Regions from separate parts of the Mus musculus genome. Here region 2 is linked to region 1. Evidence: chromatin loops called from intact Hi-C (ENCODE). Cell type or tissue: heart. All regions are shown on one strand. Each heading gives the region's core, and the rest is flanking DNA. Links, peaks and the distances in the headings are about the cores only.

Evidence for each region. Hi-C counts contacts between places; a loop is a spot of excess contacts. Peaks named below come from ENCODE experiments on the same cell type or tissue, not always from the same donor. Only the 100,000 strongest peaks of a DNase experiment are listed, where the experiment ranks them.
Region 2: it touches region 1 in a loop (2.9-fold over the local background); 6 of 42 quality-filtered maps call a loop at or near these places.

What each region holds. Positions count from the first base shown.
Region 1 is chr14:57,402,862-57,411,188 of GRCm38, forward strand. No RefSeq gene overlaps it. Among named protein-coding and RNA genes, the nearest start is that of Cryl1, 8.5 kb to the left of the region's middle. In heart, for the core only: CTCF peaks have their summits at 4,670 and 6,470 (motif pointing left); a DNase peak (open chromatin) is centred at 4,780; H3K4me3 peaks cover 636 bases; H3K27ac peaks cover 801 bases.
Region 2 is chr14:56,960,721-56,969,047 of GRCm38, forward strand. Zmym2 (zinc finger, MYM-type 2) reads left to right here. Exons shown (of 25, transcript NM_029498.4): 25 at 1-1,638. Among named protein-coding and RNA genes, the nearest start is that of Gm36789, 36 kb to the right of the region's middle. In heart, for the core only: a CTCF peak has its summit at 3,854 (motif pointing right); no DNase peak of the experiment used is centred there.

The DNA of each region.
Region 1 (8,327 bases), core at 229-8,228:
AGAATCCCACTTCCAGGAAGGAATAGACTCACTAGTGAGGGCAAGAGCAAGCAGGCAAAGTGAGAGCAGCTTCCTTCTTCCATGTCTTTTCTCTAGGCTGGCAGCAGAAAGTGTGGTACAGATTAAAGATGGACCTTCCTGGCTCCAAAGATAAGGACTAAAGGTCTATCTTCCCACCTCAAAAGATAAAAGTGAGGCTTCCCATTTCCATTTCTTTTTAAAAGGCATTTGTTATATTTAAGTATGCAAAATTCACAAAGAATCAATAAAAGGTTTTTTAAAAATCCCCCACAGGTGTGCCCAGCTACTTACTTCCACATATAGTCAACCACCAAGAAGAGCCATCAGATTTGGGGTTATCTTTGAGGTAAAGAAACTGGACGCTTCTGGGCCATCAACTGCTTACAGTATAAAAGAAGTGCTGTGTCTAAACCATATGTGTGTCCTGAAGGAAACAGCTAGAAAAGGTAAGATCAGAGTCAGGTCCTTGTAGCACAGTGGAGACTGTGAATTCTGCAGAGCCAGGCCACCTCCCAAGCTCCAACAGTCAGAGTGCATGGAGCCAGCTCTGCATCCTCCTGGTGGCACAAGCTGTTACTGAAGCCCACCATTGGACTGTCTCATAAAATGACAGGGGCTATTCCCTATAAATACCAATGTCTGTAAATAATGTCATCACTCAAAGGGAACATCGAGGATATTCGAAGGAGGCCTCTTGAGTTACGGAGGTGGGGACATCAAGAATTCAGCCTGAGCAGGGCAGTGGTGGTGGATACCTTTAATCTCAGCACTTGGGATTAAAGAGTTAGGTAATTTTGAGACTAGTCTCATCTACAGAATGAGTTCCAGGACACCCAGGGCTACATAGAGAAACCCTGACTTGAAAACAACAACAACAAAAAACATCACTCCTCACCTCCCCAAATTCAACCTGGTTACCATTTTCCTTCCCTGACTTCTTGTGCAGCCTAAGTCTTACTAAGAGTTGTCATATACATACGGTTGATGAATGAGTGCTCTTGAGGAAATCCTCAAAGTGTGTGTGTCTGTGTCTGTGTCTCTGTCTCTGTCTCTGTCTGTGTCTCTGACTCTGTGTCTGTGTGTGTTTCTGTGTATGTGTCTCTGTGTGTCTGTCTGTCTGTCTGTCTGTGTGTGTCTGTGTCTGTGTTTGTGTGTCTGTCTGTGTGTATCTGTGTGTCTGTGTGTATCTGTGTGTCTGTGTCTATGTGTGTGTCTGTATGTCTGTGTGTGTTTGTGTGTGTGTCTTTGTGTGTGTGTGTGTGTGTCTCTGTGTGTGCTGCATTTGAGCCTTGATGCCCACGTGACTAAGGTAAGAAAGTGGACCTGGGAAGAGAAGTGCACTGCCTCCATGAACACATGATTATCAAGCAGTGTTCTGAGTTTCTAGAAACATAAATACTTTGATGATAGTTGGATTTTTTTAACCTGAAGGTTTCTATATAAATTATGAATTTGAATAACTTTTGATCTAATAATGGTCCAGTCATCAACATTGACAAGTTACTCTCTGGCAAGAGGGGTCATATAGGACTCCCAAGATTAGATGTGAAAGAGTGGGTCTATGTGTGTACTATGGGCCAGAGCAAGAGCTGGTGACATTTGAACCATCGTTTCATGAGACCCAGTGAAGCTTGACTTAGAACAATAATAATTCACACTAATGTCAGGTTTTTAGTGTATGAAGTAATTTCATATCTAATTAAACCCCTACAGTTGTCTAACTCATTCTCCTTATCTTTACAGAACACAACACAAGCCTCAACAACATTCTTTGAACATTCCCTCATTCAATATGTGTTGAGTATATTATGTATCACTACTCTAACTCAGTGTTGTCCAGAACCTTCCACAGTGATGCTAAGGTTTGATGTCTATAGAGTCTGCTCTAGTCTAAGCTTTCCTCTTCTTTATTCTAATTTTCATGGAACTGAGGAATTAAATGTTAAATCAATGTATTTGTACACGCACAGCAAGTCCTCTGACACTGAATTTGGACCATAAGAATCTCTCACGTGTCCACACGTTGGACACTTGGTCCCCAATCTGTGGCACTTTTGAGAGGTGATAGAATCTTTAGGAGATGAGACTTGGAGGAAACTAGGTCATTGAATAAACGAACAGTAACAATCATGGGTGGCACATTGGGACCCCAGCCCTCGTTCTCTTTCCTTTTGCTTCTTGGCCACCATGAAGTATACCAATCTCCTTAATCATTGCTGCCTTCATAACGTGCTTTATTGCTACAGGCCCAAAGCAGTGGGGCCAAGTGTTCATCAGTGAAATCATGAACTCGAATACAGCTGATCACCTCGGGTGTTTTGTCTAAGTGACTGAAAGCTGACTAATATTCCTTTTCAATATGGTACTCGCCAGCCTCATGTATGGACTGGCACTTTAAATATGACTGAAGTCGCTGAGGAAATCCATTATACTTCAGTTAATTCTACTTTCAGTCAAATAACTGCGTGTATCCAGTATTGGATAGCTCAATTCTAGTCCTTGAGAACAGTGGTAACCAGGACCAATAAAGAAAGACCTTTAGTTTCACCAAGCTTCTTTTAATTAAAGACACAGAAACTAAACAAAGTTTAGATAAATAAATGGCACGATAAATATGGTTTGGGAATCAACGATTAGCAGAGGCCTCTTTGGGAAGATGAGATTTGAAGCAATGAAAAATGTCTGGGCAGTTCTTAAGGGTTTTGTTTCTGTTTTTGTTGTTGTTGTTGTTGCTGCTGCTGCTGTTATTGTTGTTGTTTTCCATTTATTTTGGCTAGAGGAGGAGACGGGGCGGGGGGGGCAGTTGATCCTTGGGACTAGCACATAGTAGACAAGCATCCTACCACTGAGCTATGCCTTCACCCTGAGATCTGGGGTGCTGAAGAAGCTCTCTTTAGCCACAGCCTCTCCAAATCTCAGACTGTTTCTGCCAGAAATTACCTGAAGCTTTCTCTCCTTTTAAATAGCCCACTCCATTCCCCCTGGCAACTATGACTACATCCATGACGGCTCCTCTCTTCTCTGAGCTGCTAGGATGCTGGTCACCAGCACCACACAGTGTATAACCAAAGCTCAAGTTTGGGTCATTCAATCGCTCAACCCTTTTTTTTTTTTTTTTTCTTACATGTGTTTGTTAACAAACGCTTAATGTTTGGTCTCCAACAAAATAATAAATGTTTTATCTTTTTTCCTTACTAAGCACATACTAGGCTTACGCTTCAATGATGCTCCTGCTTTCTCTCATTTACTTCCAAAACCAAGGGAAGGAACTCAGAGCTCTCCTGCTTCGTTTCCTTTTCCAGTTTGACAGTGACACTGTGCAGGTGGGGACACCGTTCCCACCAGGAATCTTCGTGGCTCCAAAGTGGTTTATTCTACTCATGCCCTACAGAACACAAAAAATCAAAGCCCTGAACCCCAGAGTAGACAACGAAGATTACTTTCCAAACAAGTCGAGGTGAAATAAAATTCAACATAATAAGCAAGCCGGGAACACGGGCTGGTGCCTGTGATGGCTGCCTCAGGAGGCTGAGGCAGGAGAGTCACCTGAGCCCAGGAGTTCCAGAGCAGCTTGAGCGACATGATGGGACAAAAAAAAAAAAAAAAAAAAAAAGAGAAGGTTTACCTTTAAGCCATAATAAAAAAATAAAAACATGTTCACAGCACTTTAGTTCTAGGTCAGCCTGGGCTATAAAGTAAGACCCTGGACACGCCAGGGTGGGAAGCAGGAAAGAAGAAAGGGAGGGAACAGAATATGATTTTGTTGATGACAGGGACCCTAAAAATATAAACTGTATTAACAAAATAGTCCATCATTTTAGTGTATCATAGTATTATTAAAGTGATCAAAAAATCAGATAAAAGTTAGCTGTAGGATATGTGGTAAGGCTTTTTTAGGGGCTGGAGAGCTGGTGCATCAGTTGAGAGTACTGACTGCTCTCCCACAACACACAGCACCCACTTGTCAGCTCAAACTATCTGTAACTCCAGATGACAACTAATATCAGCTTAGACCTAAGGAATCCAGTGCTCTCTTCTGTCCTCTATGGACACCAGCGCATTCATAGTACACAGACATGCATGTAGACAAAACACCCACACACAAACAAGAAAAATAAATCAAATAAGTAAATCTCAAAAGGGTTTTTTTTTTCGCCTGAAGACTCATAAATATCTGTTTCATAACAATAAAAAACTTACTTAAGAGAGTAAACTACAGCCAGGCAGTAGTGGGACACTCCTTTAATCACATCAAGCAGATCTGTGAGTTCAAGGTCATCCTGGTCTAGAGAGAGAGTTCCAGGGCAGCCAGAGCCATACAGAGAAACACTGAAGAGAGAAGGGGGGTGAGGAGGGGGAGAGAGGGAGAGAGAACATAATCTAATAGATCTCATTTGTCAACATCTGCTGCTGACTATGGTGTCAAGAACTCTGTACAACATGTTCGTCATACTTGGAAAAACAGGCTGTCAAGATTCAGTTCTATTTTTGTCTGCCTATTTTCAAAAATGAAGGCAGGAACCGATTCCCCTGACTTTAAAGAGCTGGGTGGGCTCTTGAGCATCCTGCTACACTTGGGAATAAACATGACGCCTAAGGGAATTTAGTTGTAAATACAGCCTCTGTCTCGAGGTTAAATCTCCTGCGCCCCCTGGCAGCAGTTCAGGGAGAGGGAAAGAGAGGGTGGGTCGTGTGACTTCAGGCCTTTTCTCAGTCACCTCTGTCACAGCACTCTCCTATGGCTTGGCTCTCTCTGTCTGACGTCAGGCTGGAGGACAGGGAGGGGCTTTGGATGCTTTGTGATTTCCGGATCCCAAGGACATTCAAGTCTCTCTTGACCGCTTGGACCAAACCTCCAGAAGGACTCTCCGGAGCATTTAAACTAACCCCTGTGACTGGGAAGAACCCTTTGCCCCTTTGCCTCCCTTCCCGGTGGTGGCCTGCTTTGCCACCCTCTCCTGTGGGAGTCTTGCTGACCCAGGTGAACCTGTCCTCTTGAACTGGAGTCACATGATCCCAGTGGGCTCCCAAGCGTTCCTCATCTGGGTTCACTTTAAAAACTCTGAATTTTGCTGATCTCAGCATAGCAACATCCCCTGCCTTTGGTGTCTTTACTGAGCAAGCACTCACTCACTCACTCACTCACAGCCCCGCCCCCTGCCCCACTCTTCCCCCGACCCCCACCCCCACCCCAGCTACTTTTTTTTTTTTTAGCCCTGCAGTTTTTTTTTTCTGCTTTTTAGATTTTTCCAAAGTCAAATATGATCATCGCTCTGTGTCCCAAACCACAGCTCTGAGTGGTCGTGAGTGGTATAGTCAGCACTTCACACTGTCAGATCCAACCAAGCACAAGGGCGTGTATATTTTGGAAAAAAAAAAAAAAAAAAAAAAAAAAAAAAAAACCACATTTGTAAGGAACGCATACAGACTTTCCTCTTGTAACTGCTCCCTCAACAATCAGTGTAACAACTATTCCCACAGCGTTGGCATTGTTGTGGGTACTGGAAATAACCTGATGGATATGCATCGGTTTTACGAAACTGCTACTCGTTTTACTTAAAAGCCTTGTGCATCTATGGATTTAGGCATTTGCACCCTGATCCACCACTACTTCCAAATCCATGTCAGAATCCTAACTAGAAAACCAGCTAGCTTTACGTCCTCTTCCATGGCCACGTGGCCTTAGCCTGCATTCTGTTCTTCCTCATCAAACTAATATACACCCTTTTGTATTCTCCCTTCCACGTGTTATACTGGACCCAGTGTAGACTCCACACCTTCAGAATGGCTATTTTTAAGTGCGTAGAACAGTGGTTCTCAACCTGTGGGTCGTGACCCCTTGGTCTTAAATGACCTTTTCATAGGCATCAAATATCAGATATCGGGCAGGTCAAATTTTTCCAATTCAACTCACAGCAGTATGAAGTATCAATGAATAATGTTATGGTTGGAGGTCACCACAACATGAAGAACTGTACTAATGGGTTGCAGCATTGGGAAGGTTGAGAACCACTGGTCTAGCTCATTAAGATGGATAAACTTTGAGTCTGGCTGATCTCAATTTATGATATATTTTCATTATAATAATGTTTAGCGTTTTGTTTTTTAAAGAAACAAATCCTAATCAGCAAAACTTTGTCACAATTTTTGTGTGCACATTTTCAGGTGTGTGTGTGTGTGTGTGTGTGTGTGTGTGTGTGTGTGCATGTGAATGTATAGCTAGCTGTGCACCTGAGTGTGGAAGTCAATCACTCTCTACCTTGTTTTTTCTAGTTTTCACCTCTGCCCCCAGCACCAGGGATACATACACATCCCTGAACTGACATTTATGTTTCCTGGTAACCCAAACTCAAATCCTCAAGCTCATGCGTCAAGCACTTCACCTACTGAGCCATCTCCTCAGATTCAAAGTTGGGTATTTTTTCTCCCAAACAAAACCAAGATACTTTACTGCCATCTTCTGGACGATTTTTTTTTTTTTTTACTATTGTTAGAACCTAGTGGGGAAACCCCCACTCCATTCCCTATTTGGCGTGCACCCAAAAAATCACAAAGGACCATCTTGATGGTCCTTAATTACATGAGGTCGTTTAATTACAGAGCTCCGGACCGACTTGCATCCCACACAGGAGATAACAGATGTCGGCCCCGAGGCGCGAAAGCTAGGGGTTTTTATGGGGTAAGGGGCTTAGGGGTGTGGAATTCAGCATAGCGACACACTATTGGCTTATTCAAACATCAGCAGAAAAATTACATGTACGTGCAGGGTGTCAGAGTTCTGTGAGTTGTTGACTCAGTTTAGATAGCCCTGTTATGTCCTCACATTCCTCTTTATCTTATGGTCAAGCTGTTCCCAGGAATATTTTAACTACGGGGCATACCCAGGTTTGTTTTTCTTTTTTCTCAGCCCCAGGCAGCCTCTAGGCTCACAAACAACCAGCAATTTCTGAGTACTTTATATGACTTATAGGTCTTGAAATTTCATCTTTCTTTCACTATTACTATTATTATAAGTATCAAATCTATGGTGCCTATGTTATAAATAGGACCACCTTAGGTAGTTATGTCCCTTTCAGGCAACGCACAGCCTATCCAAACATGTGTAACAAAAGCTGCGATCATTGTGTCTTAGTCAGGGTTTCTATTCCTGCACAAACATCAGGACCAAGAAGCAGTTGGGGAGGAAAGGGTTTATTCAGCTTACACTTCCATACTGCTGTTCATCACCAAGGAAGTCAGGACTGGAACTCAAGCAGGTCAGAAAGCAGGAGCTGATGCAGAGGCCATGGAGGGATGTTCTTTACTGGCTTGCCTCCCCTGGCTTGCTCAGCCTGCTCTCTTATAGAACCCAAGACTGCCAGCTCAGAGATGGTCCCACCCACAAGGGGCCTTTCCCCCTTGATCACTAATTGAGAAAATGCCTTACAGCTGAATCTCATGGAGGCATTTCCCCAACTGAAACTCCTTTCTCTGTGATAACTCCAGCTTGTGTCAAGTTGACACAAAACTAGCCAGCACACATAATAATATTGTTTAGGGAACTTAATGAGCTTGACTGTAACTACATTCAGACAGATGGTGGCTCTTTGTCACACAGCTCTGTTTGTTACAACCACGTATAAGTCTTGTGGCTTCTTTCCAAGGAATCTCTGAAGTCACTAAAAGATGACATCACATATATTTTAAATGTGTGTGTGTGTGTGTGTGTGTGTGTGTGTGTGTGTTCCGGATGCTCTGAGTGGTGGGTGGATTGTCAAGAAGTGTTGGAGACGCCGAATGTGAAATCTACCCAAAGCAAGAAGCTAATTCAACAAGCACACAGGCAAGGAACTAGACTGATTGCATCACGACCCAGGGTGACTTTTGAGGGTTGTTTGTCTGTGCTAGAAATGGAAGCCAGGCTGAGAGAATTCTAACAAAGCAGCCTTCTATTGAGCTGCCCAATGTTTCCTTTGACTTTTTATCCTGGGGTTTCAGAGGATGCACGTAGGTGCTCCTTTCGGAGCTGCTAATGGGTGAAGACGTACTTGTAACGACAAAGATTTTTCTTGTTTTTTTTTTTCTCACAGTTCTACACCTGTACACACATATATCTAACTTGAATTTGAAAACGGAGGACAAGGACTCTTTATTATCAAAGTTTTAGGTCAGCATATAAAATAATGGGTTTCGTGGCATCTTTATACACGGGCTATTCTTTTTTTTACACTATACCTTTTCATTTGTTCCCCTCCCCCACTGGTTTTCTCTGTACCTCATTCCCCATTCCAGCTGCTTCTGCCCCAAGTTAGGCCCCCTTTGCTTGT
Region 2 (8,327 bases), core at 99-8,098, 440 kb before region 1:
TCAGCATCTGAGGCCCTCACCTGCCAGGTGTATTACAGCTTGCATAGCACTCTCGAGTGTCACCACTCTCGCTGGAGGTCTTGTGCTGCTTCCAGAAGTGACATGCATATGTGGGGCAGAATTATTTTTAGAAATGCCACTCTTGAAATATTCATTTTAGAAAGTCAGGCTACTTGAAGGGAGACAGTGTCACATTGTTCTATGGCTATTACCAATGGAGAATGCTGACTAGTCCAGGAGACTGAAGAAACAGAAGCTGGTGGATGGTGCCAGTGCCAGTGTCAGAGGAAATCTTGCTTGCTACTAGGTTGTTTGGCTTTGAAATTTAATTACTTCTTATAGAAGATTACATTTAAAATACTTTTGTGCTTCTGCATAGCAGTTTATCTGTTCATAACTTTTAGATTAAGGAAATCTACTTCAAATTATACTTTCTAAAGACTGAGTAAAGTGGTATCTGAAAATTATCAGTTATTTAGCTGACTTTGTATATAGCATGTGTGATGTTTCCTTCTTATTTCTGAATCCTGAAATCACCATGGTGATACTAGTTTTCAAAATAGTTCTGAGGGAAATTGTTTTCCATAGTGACTAGACAGTATATAGCCCTTATCAATTTCTCTCTTCTTTAGCATAAATTTTAGCAAGTAAAGAAATTTTCTCAATCATGATTTTGAAAATTTCACAGGTATAGCTACTGCTCGTTTAAGCAATAACTATCTGAAATGTTTTTGGCATGAAAATTTATAGTGTTCTAAATTTTTATAAGTTTGAATAACTTCAGTCCCTTGGTTTTCTATTTGAATCATCAGACTGATAGTGGCAGCTCCATACTTTACTAAGACAGACCTGCCCCTCGCCTGTTAAGTGAAGCTGGAAACACTTAACAACAGAATGCAGATGTTTCTTGGCTTTTCAGCGCGCCTTCTGAAGCACTTTTACTAGAAATGCATATTGTGATTAAAGACTGGTTAATCCTAACCATCTTCTATTCTTCAGAGTGGTGCTATAGCCCATCAAAAAAAAGCAATAAATTTACCCACAAATGTCACATGTATATTTTACCAATACCATAAATTTCTGCCGTGGTACTACTAAGCACCGTGTCTTGCTATTTAGTTTTTATTGTTTGTACATTTTAGCTTTTCTAAGCAGAAATGCCTACAGAAGTTTGATCGTACATGATAGAGGATCTAGAGCTTGCCTTTGTCTCATGCAATCCAATGATTGATCTACTTGATTCTCAGGGGGAAAGAAAAACAAACTATTTTATGAGAATTGTTCTGGGAAATTTATTTCACCTGGAACACATTTCCTTGATTCTTGGCTGTCTTTAGTGTGTGGCCATAACTAACTGCTGAGAGAAAGGACATTGAAATGATAGTTTATTTTTATTTCTTGGTGACTTCTGATTATAGACAGCATCCTGTAAATATAACTTTATTGTCTTGAGATGTCTATTGAAGATACTATATTTTTCTGTTCTGAACGATTTTGCCACTTAAAATCGTTCAATGAAAAAGATGACTAGCTATTCTGAGGCAGGTGGATTTCCCATGCAAACTGAATCCTTAACGCATTTCAAAAGGCTTTTACTGTATTAGGTAACATGAGATATTAAAGGATTTTTCTAGGCAAGACGCTCAGTCTTTTTTTTTCCCCATAAAAGTACTTTTTACTCAAATTGTAACTCATGTTTTTCTTTCATGAAATGGAGTGGTTATTGGAGTGTTCATACTGAAATAGGAGAAGGGTGCATATTGTCCTATGCTTTCTAATTTACACTGCTTTTTCTGGCTTCCCTTTGTCTTGGCCAATTGTGGTTTGCAAACCGGGGTGACTCATTATATGGAGCAGAGAGGACAGTCCCGCTGGAGAGGACAGAAAATGGCAAGTTTGAGTTTGCATTTCCCTACCATAGGTGCCACTCAGTCTGTGGTCCTAAATGTCTTAAATATCCTAAATACAGTCATAAATTACTAAACATTAATGTTTTTATCTGGCCAGCTATTTTCAAGGGGGGTATCATTACACGGCTCTGCTTTTGTTCTAAGCTACCATTAATTGTAAGTTTCTTTAGTTTCTCTCAAAAAAACAAAAAGACATGACTTTCGTGTCTGGGTGAAAGCATTTTAAAGAACAAATTTCACTAACTTAATTGCAGAATTATCAGTTTTACCCCTGACAAGCCATTATGTATGTTTAGACTGAAGTTTGCTCAAGTTTACTAATTCTTTTCTGCTGTGTCCTTGGGATTACACCAATTGCAGAGTGTCACCAGTTTGGAAGCTTCTATCTACAACAGGTCAATGTCTTGTTAAGGGGCTGGGAGTAGAAACAGCTACTCTGCATCTTCATCTGGAAGATGGATAATCATAAACCACTGTGCTTACCGCATGGTGAGATGAATTGGGTAGGAAAATGTCCTATAATAAAAGGCAGGGGACAGCCTCATTACCGAATCACAAGCTGATGGATTTAGACCAAAATACAAGTTTAAGATTTAACTTGTGGACAGAAGTGACTAACTGAACATTCCTAGTTTGAAAATCTGAGATCTGCGATGGTCTTAAAAATCCAAAACTGTTGAAGGGCCGTCATGACAACACACAAACACTTTGAGTGTCGGAATCGTTACAGACTCCAGATTGATCGTGTGTTGCCAAACATCTCAGCTCGTGTGGGACTGGAGAGCCACAGGCCATGGTATCACAGCTGAGCTCCAAACTGACCATGTTCTCTCTCTCTCGAAGCACAGTGACAGTAAGAATGGCAGGGCTTGAGGTTTCTAAAGCCCAGTACTGCTTGCGTTTCTGATTCTCGAGTAGCAAATTGAGCTTGGTTACAATGCACCTCACAGACTGACAGTCGATCCTTGTGATTCACTTAGTATGTTTTCTTGGAGATGGGGAAGGTCTAAAACAGCTTTAGTACAGAAACCATATCAGTTTTTAAAGTCCAACTCAAAACTGCACAGTGATATTAACACACAACTGTTTACTACACACTTCCCTTTTTTCTCTTGATTTATCAAGACAGGGTTTCTTCGTGTGACCCTGGCTGTCTTGGAACTTGCACTATAGATCAGGCTGCTGGCCTGCCTCTGCCTCCTGAGTAGTAGGATCAAAGCAGTGCGCCACTAGGCCCAGCTTTTTACACGGTTTTTTTGTATGTGTGTGTACTACAGAACTGCTGCTCTCCAGGGTACGTAGAAAAGTGTGTCAAAGTACTTCTAAACAAGATACACCTACATAATGGATGCACTCTCCATCTTCAGAAGGCTGTGAACAAGATAGAAGTACTCCCAAAGGCTGCTGCTGTGCTCTACATTTGTTTAAGAGACCATCACTGCCTGTGAATGTGGTGTAGATTGTCCTGTGACTGCAGGTGCTCCAGTAGAAATGGTCAGAGTAGTTCTGGACAGTGATGGTATCAGCCCTGGTCTATAGCTTTCAGCCCAACCCAGTGTATGAGTATGAAGTAGCTCCCAACCACAGACCTGTAATATTTACCAGGCGTTAGCCATGTCTACAAGGACCTTGGCTACAGTGAATCAAAAGCAATCCAGTTTCTAAGTTCTGTACAGTAAGTGGAACACACAATGTGCAACATGTTGCAGGTTATTCTACACTGGTAGAGGGATTTCCACAGCAATTGCTTTTGGAATAAACTCAGCTCACTAAGTCATAGTGAGTTCTTAGCTCTATACAATATAAAACATTCAGACACTGATCACATGTTAATAGTTTGTTGTTGCTCATTTGAGGTAGTGTCTCATCTATCAGAACTACTTCAAACAGGGTTTGCCTCTCTCAAATGCACAATTTTGTAGTTCTAAGTTGCTGTCAGAAGGTGGCAGTAGAGCACAGCATGGTATCTATTTGTGTTTGTGGTATTCATACTATATTTAAAGTCCTTGGGAATCTTGTAATATAGGCTCTTTACGGGTGAATTATGTGCTGTAGATTGATGTTAATGGGGTTGGGGCACCACCTTGTTATTAGGGACCCTGGTATAGCTGTCTCGTATGAGGCTATGCCAGTGCCTGGCAAACACAGAGGTGGATGCTCACAGTCATCTATAAGATGGAACACAGGGCCCCCAATGGAGAAACTAGACAGAGCACCCAAGGAGCTGAAGGGGTCTGCAACCCTATAGGTGGAACAACAATATGAACTAACCAGTACCCCCAGAGCTCATGTCTCTAGCTGCATATGTAGCAGATGGCCTAGTCGGCCATCGCTGGGAAGAGAGGCCCCTTGGTATTGCAAACTTTGTATGTCCCAGTACAGGGGAATGCCAGGGCCAAGAAGCGGGAGTGGGTAGGTAAGGGAGCAGGGTGGGGGGAGGGTATAGGGAACTTTTGGAATAGCATTTGAAATGTATATAAAGAAAATAATAAAAAAAAAGAACCAAGAATGTGACTGGCATAAGCTATGTGTACACAGTGTAAGTCCATCTCTGTCACAGACTTGGGGGAAAAAGTTTTTTCAGAATTTTTAAGTATTATTAATAAGGGATTGGTGATAAATGTAATAGATTGGTATTTTTAGTAAAATATTTAGGCTTTTTTTTTGTTGAGGGAGAAGTAGAGATAAATTTGTAAAATTTGCATTTGGGTTTTGTTTATACAGTCTACTATGTACCTATGACTGTCCTAGAACTCACTATGTAGACAAGGCTGTTGTCTAACTCAGAGATCCACCGTCCTCAGTCTCCCAGATTCTGGGACTAAAGGAATATGCCACTACACCTGGCCCCACTTGGATTTTAAGAGTGCATAAAATAGGAATAAAATATACAAGTGATAACTTTAGATTCACCATTGAATTCAGAATTACTAAAATGTAATAATAACTTTCCACCCTTTTGAGCATTTGTAGCCTAAGTATGTAAGCAAGATACCTTTGTGGAGAGCTATTTTCACAGGATCCAATCATCTATTCAACAAACTGACCATCCTGCAGGGACTTGGTCACATGCTGAGAATGGAATGGGACATAGAGCCTGGCCCCTCCTCTCCAGGATACGGTCTGTAGCTGGGGAGACTGTTGGCTAAGATGGGCACCTGGGCCTTTAAGTGAAGCACTATACCTAGTACCAGCTCACAGTGAAACCAGCTCTTTCTATCTGACTGAAATTCCAGGCATCTCTACTGACATGTTTCCAGTTCTGTCCAGAAGGAAATGCAAGATGGAAATAGCAGAGAAAATCTCCCAGATGTGAGATTTCTGTCTTCAGAGATTTATTTGTACATGTCTGTCCCATTCTTTTTTAAATGTCTCCTTGCTACAAGAGCAGAGTATACATTATACTTTGTGTGAATGTAATGTAATGGGGGTATAGTCATCCCCCCACTCCCCATCGAAAGTACCTAGGAAAGTTCTGGCACGTATTAGGTGTAAATATACATGTTGCAGGACTGTAGCGGTGGCTCAGTGGTTAAGAGAACTGGCTATTCTTCCAGAGGATCCTGGTTCAGTTCCCAGAATACACGTGACAGTTCAAACCTGTCTAACAACAGTTCCAGGGAATCTGTCAACCTTACAGACATACAGGTATGCAAAACACTAGTGCACATAAAAATGTTTGTTGAATAATGGTTTTTAAGTAGACTGGAATGATGTATAAGAATGTGCCTGTGAGCATCTGTGTCTTACCTGGGTCTCTGCTGACTCATCCTGAATGCTGCTACTCTCCTGCTGCCTTTTGAGTTCTAGGCCTTCCATTTCAATACAAGAGAGTTGGGGTCTGGGGCCAGATGTGGGCACCTGGTTAGTAGTCTGCATGGGCTTTAGAGGAGCTGTGTTCGTAACATTGGTTAGAAACCTAGTCAAAATCAGCCACAAATCCTTAAAGGAACAGGGCGTGTAGTTAGAGGGAGATAAAAATATTCTCAGCAAAGCCCATCTAACCCTTCCTGTTCTGGGTTAGACTATTTTTTATGATGTCAGTCTGAAAGCCTAGTACAGAGGCAGTGCTCTGCACCTACGTTTTATTCCACTTAAATTAACTATCCTGAGCTCTACCTGGGCCATATTTATGCTGTTACATCTGTGCTTTTCACCAAAGCTAGAGTGTTTGCCCTAAAGTGTGAGGCTCCCTGACACCAGTCAAAATTCCTGTGGGTTTAAGAGCAATCATTCCAGTGTAATACCACCTGCAAGGTGGTGCTATCACTCACAATTTAAAGGCCTGTGTCACACAAGCCAATGGCAGAAATGCCATCTGGGGCTTTAGAAGTGTGCTCTGGAGCCACTGTACAGTTCAGCCAGGTGTGAAGCAGGAAGTCCAAGTGACCTAGAACCCAGAACTCTTCTTGATACAAAATGGCAAGTGTGTGTATGCCAAAAATAATAGGTGTGCAAGAAGCTTTGGAAGCTAGGAGGCAGGTGGTAAGTGGTCACAGGAGAGCCAGTGATAGCCACACACGGAGGGCTCAGTCACTGCCACCACTGCTAGCACCAAGGCACAGTGCTCTCATCTATAAACATCTGTAAAGGACCAGAGAATATGCTAGGCTCTAGGAAAGAAACAATAGGAAAAAAAATAAGGTACTTATGATGACATTATGAGGTACTTAATAGAATTCCCACAAGGCTTCTACTGCAAGATGAAAATTTACAGAAAAATCACTATATTCTATTAAAGCCCCAATGGAATGCCCTTTATTTGACAGGACTGCTCATTTTGTTTAAGTGGGGGTCAAAGCCAATACTTTGTTATCGGAAGTGGTTGGTTGCAAATGTTTATCTGTTGGGTCTCATCTTTAATAAAAATGTCTTCTCGAATGGGTAGTGTTACTGACTGCTGGCAAGTCAGGAGTCAAGTGCATTCCTCTCTTGAAAGGCAATAGTAACAATTTTCTGTTTTGTTTCCTTTTTTACAATTTATTTCTTTCTCTTCCTCCTTTCTTTGTTTACTTGTTTACTTATACTCTTGTTTTATTTACCTCTCAGTATATCCTTATGTTGCAGATTGATCCCTTTCCATACAGAGTTGCATGGACTGAGGTTGTACCATCAGCTGTCGGGTTAATGTTAGTTGTTGGAAGTCCCTCTCCTGAACTATGTTTTCTATTGTAGCATTGTTTGCCTTGTGATTTTTTACTTGCTCTTTAAGAAACATCTCTACCCCTGTAACAAAAGCTAGTTTCTTTTTTTTTTTTAAGATTTATTTATTTTATCAATGTGAGTACATTGTAGCTGTCTTCAGACTTTACAGGTGGTTGTGAGCCACCATGTGGTTGCTGGGATTTGACACACACACACACACACACAAACACACACACACAAACACACACACACACACACACATACACACACACACACACACACACCACAGGGAGAAAGAAATTTCAGCTTGGCCTTGAATGCAAAAGTACAATAAAAGTTTACATTGTTAAGTCCCCAAGCTTAATAGTGTGGCAAGACCAGAAGGGGCTATTAAATTGTGATTTCTCTTAACAAAAGTCTGTGGATCCAGGGTCCAAGAGAGTGCATGGTGTTGGTCCTTGCCACTGTGGGTTTAGTCATGGGTAGATTTAGGCATGCTACCATGGGGCCTGCCGAGGCCACCAGCTACCATCAGCTTCAAGTGTTTCAATCTCTGCTAAGTCTTGCTCCAAATACATACAAACCCATCTCAGCATTATCTTTTAGGTTTTAGTGGATTTTTTCCCCATATAGATTTATTGATAGAGATAGACATTTAGTTTGAGGGGCTGATGGAGCTCTGTGGTAGAGTGCTAGCACATATACTAGGCTTGAGTTCTACCTTGGCTTAGCACTGAGAGAAAGGAGGAAAGAAAAAGCTGAGTCTTCAGTCACTTCAGTCTGGGTAACTCCTTACAAGCAACTGTGGTGTATGGTGAAATCACAGCCCATGAAGAGTGAGTAGAACGCCAAATGTGATGATTGGACCCCTGTCCCTGCGTTTGGGAATCTGAGGCAGGAGGATTGAGAGGTAGAGTCTAGCCTTGGTTATAAACTGAGATCTTTGTCTTACACATATACCCCACCACCACCACCCTCAAGAATAAAAGAAAAGAACGAGGGGAGCTTGAGGGAAGAGTGATGTGGGGGTTTGATGATCCCGTAACCAGAAGCCTGCAGTTCACAGCTGCTGACTAAAGATGCATGGATGAGTGTGTGAGGGAGGACTGTTTAGTTGCTTCCAGTGGCCTTAGCCTCTCCCTGGTCCAGGGCTCTTGCAGAGTGGTACCTCATAGCCTGCAAGAGCCCTGCGTGGAGCCAAGCCCAGCCTCTCAAAGTCAGGCAAGGTGCTTTCTACCTGTTAAGTGCCGCATACTGCCAGTCCTGTAGAAG